Linked DNA regions of Homo sapiens: region 2 is linked to region 1. Evidence: read pairs that join two places in POLR2A ChIA-PET (ENCODE). Cell type or tissue: Caco-2. All regions are shown on one strand. Each heading gives the region's core, and the rest is flanking DNA. Links, peaks and the distances in the headings are about the cores only.

The links. Peaks named below come from ENCODE experiments on the same cell type or tissue, not always from the same donor. Only the 100,000 strongest peaks of a DNase experiment are listed, where the experiment ranks them.
Region 2: POLR2A ChIA-PET joins it to region 1 with 8 read pairs; 1 of 35 experiments calls an interaction of 5 or more read pairs at or near these places.

The regions. Positions count from the first base shown.
Region 1 is chr7:21,359,275-21,364,661 of GRCh38, reverse strand. No RefSeq gene overlaps it. Among named protein-coding and RNA genes, the nearest start is that of SP4, 66 kb to the left of the region's middle. In Caco-2, for the core only: no CTCF peak of the experiment used is centred there; a DNase peak (open chromatin) is centred at 2,741.
Region 2 is chr7:20,788,004-20,793,390 of GRCh38, reverse strand. No RefSeq gene overlaps it. Among named protein-coding and RNA genes, the nearest start is that of SP8, 3.8 kb to the right of the region's middle. RefSeq lists an enhancer at 1-382. In Caco-2, for the core only: no CTCF peak of the experiment used is centred there; no DNase peak of the experiment used is centred there; H3K4me3 peaks cover 491 bases; H3K27me3 peaks cover 249 bases.

The DNA of each region.
Region 1 (5,387 bases), core at 172-5,171:
CACTTAATTCATACAATTGTATGAGGAATAAATGCAATCATATATGTTGGGGGCTTGGGCTAGTGCTCTGTAAATGTAAGGTCTCTTATTATTCTTTTTTACCATTGCTGCTGGGCCTATGTTATCTCTCCTGGAAAAGACAGTACTCTGGGGTCAGATGTTTGGGCTCGAAATCTGATTCTACATTTGCCAGCTGCATGGCCTCAAGCAAGTTATTTAATTTCTGTGTGCGGCAGTATCCTTGTCTATAATGTGTTCTAGCAGTACCTATATTGCCTGGTTGTTTTGAAGACTATGAGTTACTGTATGTAAAGAACAGTACCTGGCTCATAGGAGACACTTTAAGTGTTAACTATTATTACTTCCTCCTTCTATTTCCCAGGATAATTCCTGCTCAATCTCCAGATTGCAGCTTTGATCTCTTTCCTGAGGAAGCTTCCTTTGTCAAACCCCCTAACCTCTATACCCAGCCCCCTGCAAGGTTAAGTTGGCTGTCCCTCCTATTTACTTACTGAGTCACTTAGATTGCTGTCTGTCTCTTGTCTTTTTGCACCTTTGTTTGCTCACTATCTAGCAAACTACCTGGCCTATAGTACTCTCAATTATTATTAGTTAAATAAATAAATGGGGCCAGGTGCTGTGGCTCACGCCTGTAATCCCAGCACTTTGGGAGGCCGAGGCGTGCGGATCACGAGGTCAGGAGATCGAGACCATCCTGGCTAACACGGTGAAACCCGTTTCTACTAACGATGCAAAAAAATTAGCTGGGTGTGGTGGCGGGCACCTGTAGTCCGAGCTACCCGGGAGGCTGAAGCAGGAGAATGCCATGAACCCAGTAGGTGGAGCTTGCAGTGAGCCAAGATCACGGCACTGCACTCCAGCCTGGGCAACAGAGTGAGACTCCATCTCAAAATAAATAAATAAATAAATAAATACATGTTAATCAATGATATATATGGTGGTGGATTCATTCATTCATTACCATACTGTACTCAAGGTATAATGTTGGGATAAAATGTGCATTGAGTGTGGCTAGATATAATATGCTTTAAATATTGACTGCAGGGTCTCTTTGTGTAGAAAAAGTCAGAAAATAATTGTTAACAAACAGAACTCTTGATGAAGATTATCTACATCCAGGAAATAAACCCATAAGATACTTATTTTAAAAGGGCCCTTGAGATACTACATATCTAAAACTTCTGAGGTTAGAAAAACTGCAAAGATAATTTCTATATTATAATCATTATCCATGGTTAAGTAACAAAGAATGACAGAAGAGGAGAGAAAAGGGTTTTTTTGGTTGTTGAAATAATGATTTTTGAGCTGTATACATATTATTTTGATTAGGTGGGTAGGGGTATATATTACATGGCATAAAGTATGGAAACTTTTACACTGACTTTTATTAGAGAATGGGACAGATAGTGCAAATAACAGTTATTAAGGATAGCACATTAAAAACAATTTTAAAGTAAATATAAAACAAAATTCAGCTATTGGCCGGGCGCAGTGCCTCACATCTATAATCCCAACACTTTCAGAGGCCAAGGTGGACTAACAGCTTGAGCCCAGGAGTTCAAGACCAGCCTGGGCAACATGGCAAAATACCATCTCTACTGAAAATACGAAAAATTGGCCGGACGTGCGGCTGTAGTTCCAGCTACTCAAGAGGTTGAAGTAGGATAATCACCTGAGCCCAATAAGTTGAGGCTGCAGTGAGCCGTGATTGCACCAGTGCACTCCAGCCTAAATGACAGAACAAGAACTCATCTCAAAGAAAAAAAAAAGTCTAGCTATTTAAGTTTATAGATTTAGCTAGCTTGAATTTATGTAGTATAGTTGCCTGAATCATTTAGTGACTATATTAAAATCTAATTGTTAGAGAAAAGTGACTGTATTTTTACTTAATGTTTATTAAATTTATTGCAGGTACATAAAATGTACATTTTATGATTTCTTTAGTATTTATATAGTTTTGATTAGATATGATCTTTGTTTTCTAAGATTTCACAACGAAAATTTTTAACTGTGGTGACTACTGCTTGGAATTAGGAAGTTCATGAGTAAATTTTAAGTGTCTGTTCTGCGTGATCCTATAGGGAATTCACATTTTTGATGAGAGAGCAAGAGTAATGGAATTCAAGTGAAATGAGAGTTCCAGAAACTAAATATTAACTTGGTGCCGATACTGGGGTTAGTGGAAAAAATTTAAATGCCACTTCTTCTCAGTCAAAGTCCCCAGACATACCTTTGTTTTTCTTTTCCTTAAATTCCATATGATGAAGAAAAGCTTTGGATTTTGCAGAATCTGCTCCTCTTCAGAACACCAACAGTAACTAATGAAGCTATAAAAAGTTAAAATCCACCTGCAGAGAAAATTAAAGTACAATTAAAGAACAGTTTTTGAGTATCTGTTTTTTCTCATGCTAGAGAGTATTGGGAGCATAAAGATTATAGGACAATGTTGCTTCTCTAAAGAAGTCATTAGTCTAGTTGGGATATAAAACTTATACATAAAAAGAGACACATAACACAACAGCAAAGTAAATGTTAGGTGTTTTGCGGAGTGTACTGATTACATACAAAAGTAAGAAAAGGAAGGAGGAGGAAAGAGAGAAGAAGACCATTTAAATTTTTATTCTTACGAGGGCCTTTGGTTGGAACAAGCCAATCTGATTAGGGTGGTTGGAAGAGGATGTCTCAGCTGACATGTACATGCAGAATACTGCTCAGGAAGCCAAAGCGGTGGCCAGTGATCAGATTCAACGTCAGAAATTCTTCTAGCCAAGGCTCTAGGCAACACCAAAGTCTGTGGATTTAAAAAAAAAAAAAAGATAGTTTGTGGATTTTCTATTGGGTTGCTTGGGAACTTCTTCATGGTGATATTAATGGCAAATATTTCTCTTTTGAAATTAGACACAGCTGTAAGAAGATTTCTGTTTGGTGGAGGTAGGAATACATATGGTCAAGCAGATAACAGTGTGGTTTGATAGACAGTCTAGATAAGAGAGAAAGCCAAGATAGTGGAGAGAGGTATGTAGAAGAAGCATTTAGATCATAGGCACCAGAAAGCATTGTGATATGAATGAAGGTTAAAGGAGACAGGATGTGGCCAAATATGCTTTCATCTGTCAACACAGGTCAACTCAGCTAGAAAAGGTGTAAAATTATCAGACGACCTCAAGAAAATGATTAATCCAGGTGGACAGAAAGACTTCAAATGCAGAGCCACTATATTTTAGAAGAAAACCATTTTTGTTTGGATGATGTAATGGGTCCAGAGCCAAGTGACAAATTCCCAAGGGTTCTCAATTTTCAGAGCTGGTAGAGACACCAGTAGACAAAAAGGAGTGCACTGTAAAAGAGGGAGAAGTGAGGGAAAGCTGTAACAAGAAGATCAGGAAAATGAAATTTCCAAAGAACAGAGAAATAAGATAGCCCTTTTTTTTTTAATTTTTTTAATTTTTTATTTTTTTAGACAGTCTTCCTCTGTTGCCAGGCTGGAGTGCAGTGGCGCAATCTTGGCTCACTGCAACCTCCGCCTCCTGGGTTCAAGCGATTCTCCTGCCTCAGCTTCCCAAGCAGCTGGGACTACAGGTGAGCGCCACCACGTCCAGCTAATTTTTGTATTTTTAGTTGAGACGGGGTTTCACCATGTTGGGCAGGATGGCCTCGATCTCTTGACCTTGTGATCCACCTGCTTTGGCCTCCCAAGGTGCTAGGATTGCAGGCGTGAGCCACTGTGCACAGCCAAGATAGCACTTTTATACATGATTTGTGTTCCTATAGTTTATGCCCCTCTGCAGCAGGACACCAGCAATGAGAGAATACGAGCCATGTTGAGAACTCACACATAAAGGCTAACGTCAAAATAATAGGCAGCCTAAAAAGGGAAAGGATTGTACTACCTGGTAGTAGTGTAATGACAGGAGGTATTTTGTGTGGGGACACCTGACTATTTATTAGTTTAATTTGTATGTAAGTCAGTTACCCAAATATGGGTTTTCACTTTGCTCATATCAGGATGGTTCTGAAACTCTGAACCCCATACAAAGGGGAAGATTGTGTCTAGAAATTTCCCTCTATCCATCTAGCTCTGTGTAGTATAGCTAAGATTCACCCTAGATTGTTTCTATGATGCTGGGGCCAGTGTTTTGGGAATTACTGTAATATGATGGAGAGAGCACAGCTTTTAGTATCACAAAATGCTAGCACCACAAATTACTAGCTGTGATGTTCTGGACACATTTCTGATCTTCACTGAGCAACAGTTTCCTCTTCTGTAAGCTGGGAATAGTAACATAGCCACTCTTATTATTAGTTGATGGTGCATATTAGTGATAATTGGCAGAAAGTGCCTGGAGCAGAGCCTGATACATACATGCTACTCAAATGTGGTGCTATCTTTAGATATCTCTAAAAAATTCTATTACTACAAAACTTGTTATTGTCTTGATGTTTGAATATGCTATTTTTCTTTCTCCTAGGAAACAAGAAAAAGAATCTATCATTTGTCATATTTCTTTCTTGAGTACAGGTGATATCACCAGGATAATTTATCATGAGTACATTTTATTGTTTTTAGAGTAATTGTTTTTTTTTTTTTCTTTTTCCTTCCTATAGTGACACTGAAAGCAGGCTAAATTTTCTCATTTTTAATTGCAGGAATGGTTGGGCTATTTCTACTGGGCAGGTAAGAGCAAATTTCCCTCCCTTTACATGGCATAGAAAAAGAGACCACCAGTATTGTTCCACCAAGGACCATTTAAAATTATCCTTTAGATTCACCTTGGTTATAGATTTTAAAGTATAGAGGTAGTGACAAAAAGTATCTAAGACTGACAACCTAAATTTTCTCTTTCCTGTTCAAGGAGACTTCCTGACCAGAAGATATCTCAGCCATCTAATCCTTTTAAAATTTGTCAGTCCTACTGGTGAAAATAAAACATGTCAGATACCCCCATTTAACTCTGTCGCTTCTTTGACTAAATTTTTCACTTCCAATGTAATGACTTGTGGCAGAATTGAACAATTATATGAACTTCTTCTCTTGGCTTCAAGAAAAGGACTCCCATTTTATACTGGTCATATTTCTTTGCCCTCTTCTTCAGCAATTGAATGGTGGTTAGTGTTTAGTGAGAGTTGTCATTTTGAGTGCCCCATGCAGATTGCAATAATTCACTTGCAAAGTGTTTAAAAAAGACAGCAGATAAATCTCAAAAATTCTTCCCTTTCCCCCAGGGATTAGCTCTTGACACTCATAAGGGAACAGAGAAGATTACTTTCTGATATCTCTAGGAATTATGTGGCATCATACGGTGCTGCTCTTGAGGGGAAGAAAACAAACAAAGCTCAACCTCTTCTGTGGGGAAAAGAGCAGATCT
Region 2 (5,387 bases), core at 305-5,304, 570 kb after region 1:
TGCGCGCCTGCAATATCCAGCAGGCATGTGGGAAAAGAACGGCTTAAATGGGGACATCTGTTCAGTGCTGCTCATCTTACTCTTAGAGCCAGGTCAGGTTAAGAGAATAACCTGTTCGCCACCTTTTTTCTTGTTAATAAGACTATTAGAAAAAACCGAGCACACACACACAAACAACACTAATTGAGCTGCCATATAAGCAAAGAATCACACACACACAAAGGTAGCAGCTGAGTTACAAGAGGAACAGTAAAAATTAACCATTGAGCTATTTCAGGGGACATCCACAAAACTTCTGTCAAAATAAAATAAAATTAAAAAAAACTTATGTAGACTCAAAAATATTCTCTACACAAATGGACTTGTGCAAGAGACTTTGAGAACTCAAGAAAGCATGGCTAATTTTCAGATTTTCATTTTAATAAAACTGACCTGAAAGTAAACTCCAATGAACAATTTTTTAGGCTTTCAAGTGCTCGAAGACGCCACACTTTCTGGTCATTGGTGTTATTTTGGGTAGTGTTATCTCTAAGAATCTGTTGACAAACCCAAAGTGGGAGCATGCTAGTTTGTCCCCTGGTTTTAGAAAGTGAATTGTATCCCCTTTCACAAATATCACACATTTGTAAACCTTATACAGTGATTTGAACACATGTGTGGTTAAACCCAGAGACCTGGAGCAGCTCCTAGATTATTTGTAATTAAACACAATTCCCAGAGTAACATTTATCTTCCCAAAACTGCGATTGCAATTGTCAACCGTCTGGAGGAGACCCCGGGGTAATCTGGGAGCATTACCTCCTCTACTAACAGAACAGAATGAAAAGAAATCAATAGTGTTGAGGATAAGCATTTAGTAGTTTTTAACTCTGCATGTTAGCTGTAAGAAAGTGATATATAATACCAAAAGAGAAAATAACAGAAACAAATCCATTCTAGGAAAAAAATCAGAGACACACTCATCTGAATGTCTAAGCTTCTCTTTTGCTCTCTTGCCTTGAACGACAGTCACACACAAACACACACCATTCACACTAAATGAGCAAACTCTTTTCCCTACATGTGTTTCCTTCATTTATATGATGAAGGAGAAATACAAAGTGCTGTAGAATTAATTATCAATTTTATCCATGGGCTGGCAGAGATGAATATAAAAAGTACTGTAGAGTGCAAGCCTGAATGTAGAAGTAGCACGAGGCCACATTAACATAGCATGAAGATATGAACATTATGTGTGTTGACAATAAATAGGGAAAGGTGTTTTGTTTTCTTCCTTTAATACAGGCTGTACACAGAGATGGAGATTTTGAACATCAATTTTGGTAAATATCTTTATACTTTTCCTATCTATGAACTTACCTACTACTAAGATGATTGTTTGATACATGGGGAAAGTCCCGCTTGTCTTCTAACTATGCAATTTGAATATCCCAGCTAAAATAAATCAAAGCTGGTAATATGCTAAGTCAGATAAGTAAATCTCTTTTAATTAAAGTGTCCCTAACTTTTGAACATTTTGAAGTGGCAGAGAAGAAAAAGTAAATATTAAGGAGAATGGAAGAAAAATATCAAGTCAAGAAAAAAATAGGAAATGCTCTCTCAAGTGGTCTCATTTATTTACAGTCATCAAGGCAACGCTTTTCATCACCAAGAAGCTCCTGTGCCAGTAGATCAAGAGTCACTATTGCTTCGTTGTGGTCAACAAATGCATCCAATTAAGCACTACCAGAAAAGTAAGGACTCGGCTATAAATGTGGCCGGACAGTTTGGAACCAAATAACCTCACTAATAGAGGCTATTGTTCAGCGTGGAAGTTCCCATTTTCCAATCAGGAAAATACAGCCCTCTCTGGGCTCTGGCCGACTGATCTCTTCCCACCTACGGCTCAACAATCTGCCACCAGCGAGGGGCTTGTATTACCTCTCTTCCCAGGAAATGTTAGGTAACTTCTTAGTAAAACCACACGAAAGAGAAATGGACTGCTAAGGGGCACCCCTCAGGAATTCACAGGTCCACGCCTAGCCAGGTTTTTTTTTTTTGTTTGTTTTGGTTTTGGTTTGTTTTTTGTTTTTGTTTTTGTTTTCCAGCGGGAAGGAAACTTTGACCAGAGAGCTCTCGACGAGGAAACACCCCCACCCAACCTGGCTCAGCTCGCTGCTCCCGGCGGCCGCCGGCGGCGCTCAGCTACCCAGCGATCCCTCTTCACGCTTTATTTAGTAGCCAACACGTCCGCGTGCGAGGACCCCGCACACTAGTCAAGGGGTTGGGGGTCGTCTTCCCATTCTGGGAGAGGCGCAGGCCAGGGACGCAGTGCCAGCACTGCGTTCGCTCTGTCTCCCGCGGGCACCCGCCGGTCAGCTTCCAGAGCTGCATGTCCCTGCCAACGCTCTAGAAACCGAGATGCTAAGAGCCGGGTTTAAACGTACCCTGCAGAGGTACGCGCTACAGTTTGTGTGCATTTTTTACCATTAGGCTTTTTTCCTTTCCTTTTATTTTCTCTCTCTCTCTCTTTTTTTTTTTTTTTTTTTTTTTTTTTTTTTTTTTTTTTTGACGCTCTGTTTATAGTGGTCCACACTTAACAAGTTCAAAAACCGTATTTGGTGTAGATGAGCTGCCGGACACTTGAAAGCCTAGATAACTTTGATGTTTTCCACTATAAATCCCTAATTGTACTTAATGGTTACAAATGACTTTATTTACTTGTCGCTGTAGCTACACATTTTAATCTATTAATCAAACAGCAGAGGCATCTTTCACTTCCTACTCCCGCAAAAGGAAAAGCAGGAATTGAGGCCTCTAATTTGCTTTTAGGACCTTCTGTTTCTTTGGTTGTGAAAGCTAAGACCTCCAGATCCGAGCATTGATTAGTCTTCAAACCTGCCTGCAAAAAACCTTCCTTTCTCCGTTCCATCTAAGGAGATGTTGATGTATATTGTAGCTGCAAGGTGTTAGATATACTTGAGCAAGTTGTTCCCAGGATGTAAATTAGGTCCCAAAAGCTGTTGTCCAAATCGAAGAAACAGAGAAATTAATCTGGGAGACTATCCATCATCACCGGTAATAAAGAGAGCGACATGGATGAGACAGATGATATGATTAAGGGGCTGTGGTCGTTTTAATTAACTTTTTGCTGTCCTGTAATGATCAAACTGGTCACCAGACCCGGTCAATAAGCATGTTAATATCAAACAAATAAAACCAGGGATGATTAAAAACCTCCTAGTTTATTAAATTTGAAATTCAAATGAAATTTATGCTGCAGATGCATACAGAATGCTAATAGATTTTAGCTTTATTGATAGTGGATCCCACAGGTTTGCAAGAAACAGCAGAATATCCATCTACCCCTCTTCCTGCCAGCACATTAAACTTCATATGGGGTGGAGAAACTTTTAATTAATGTTAGAAAGCCTGTACTTCCTATTTTTCTTCCCCCTCTTTTTCAAACATCTATATTATCACAATATAATACTCAAGAGTAATAATCAATATCGTAAAAGTTAAACCGAAGTGTATGCACCCTGAAATGCTTTGCCAGGCAGGCTATATCAACAATGGATTACAGATGTTCTCTCCTATGGGACAGGATTTAAGAATGATTGGGTCACTTCTCCAAAGTGGAGAAAGAGCTGTCATTAAGTCTAGTTTCAAGCATATTTAGATGCAAAATTATGACTGCTAAAATTTTTGGTCAATTATATAATTCTCTTTGTCTTTTCTTTTTAACACAGCTGCCTTATGCCTCATGTCACAAACACTAGCCATTTCTTTTGGGGAGGGAGTGAAAGAAGGGTGGTACAAGAAAAAAATGCCCTTTGACCAATGCTACTATGAAAGAAATAGCTCACTTTTTATATGAAAGTAAGTGGAATATACATATATTTCTAATAAAAAATATATATACATATATATAATGAAGAAAGTTGCACATACACACCTTTGTGGAAATCCCCAAATGCTGCAAGCCAATCTTACACAAACTGAAGAATCCAGTATTTTCATTAAATCCACACCAACGTTGTGACTTATAGGAAGAATGACATATGATTCTAAAGTTAATTTATACACTTGAAAAATCTTAGAATTAGGTAGCTCAAAACTGCAGTCACATGACGCTGGGTTTTTCTAATTCCTGGCATTTTTGAGGAAACAGTGTTAACGCCTCTGTTTACTCTCAGTATCAGCATTTAACTTTTTAATAGTCCTGCCTCACTTCCTTCCAGAAGATAGGAGGATAAAAAGATAAAATAAATAACTATTCATAGATGGGAGCCTCCCCTCAAAGCTGTTTTTCTCCACCTTTGAGGATGATGGTATTGATTAGAATTAAACCCCAAATCTGAACAACTGTATATTAGGCCCTTAAAATGAATATCATTAAAGAAGGAGACCAAAGCAATGAAGTTAATTCTCTTTTATTTGTTAAACGGAGTACCCTCCTTCCCCCACCCCTTCCTCCTTCTGGGCTGGCCTGTCACGCCTTCTCAACACGCTAAAATCATTCAGAGCGGCTTGCAGGGAGAAACACGACATTTATGGTAAGCGTCAGCCCTCAGAGAAAGAAAGCAGTTCATTAATTTACTTCACACTTACTTCAAAGTATGAGAGTATACCTTACCCCCTTAATCAATAGATATGATGTACAGTCAATATCCCCACAGCGTTTAAAAAAGGGTCAGAAATGTACACTCTCACACCACAAACATCAGTTTCAACTCTGCTCAATGAAATTTACACGATACAACTTGACTTCGAAATTTTGTAAACCCTAGGAAGATTTTTTGACATCCCTAGAAGCTGTGAAATCCTTGAGGGGGGTTCAAACACAACAGTAAAATAAAAATGTTTTCCCAGTCAAAACAAAACAGTTCGCCCAGCTAGTCACATTTTAGTTAATTCCATTTTAAAATTAGACTTCTGAGAGCACTTGTAACTGGTTAAAAATATGAACTGTTTTTATAACTTATGAATATTCAATAGGGCTACAAAGACTGGACTTTTTGCTACACTGGTGTTGTGCTTTCTGCGGTTTAAGTTCCCTTGTGGTGGCAGTGAAATTGTAATGGCATTTCTGAAGGCAACTAATAACACAAATGGCAAGCAAATGACTAAACCCCACCGAATTTGAACTAAGTGTATCTATTAACATGCACACACACTCATAGACAGATCTCTGGCCCAATCGCCATTAGACACTGACGCCTGGATAAATGTCCAAGATTTGTCAAAAGCTCCTCTCTATTCTTAGATAAATAGAACCCATATATTTCGATCAAAGTCCTGATTCTTTTCTCAGAAAGAGGCAGTGAGGTTTTCTGTGAAAATTTCTAAATTCCGTAAAACGCTCTTCAATTTCTTACCCAAAGAAAAAACGACCCTCGCTTACT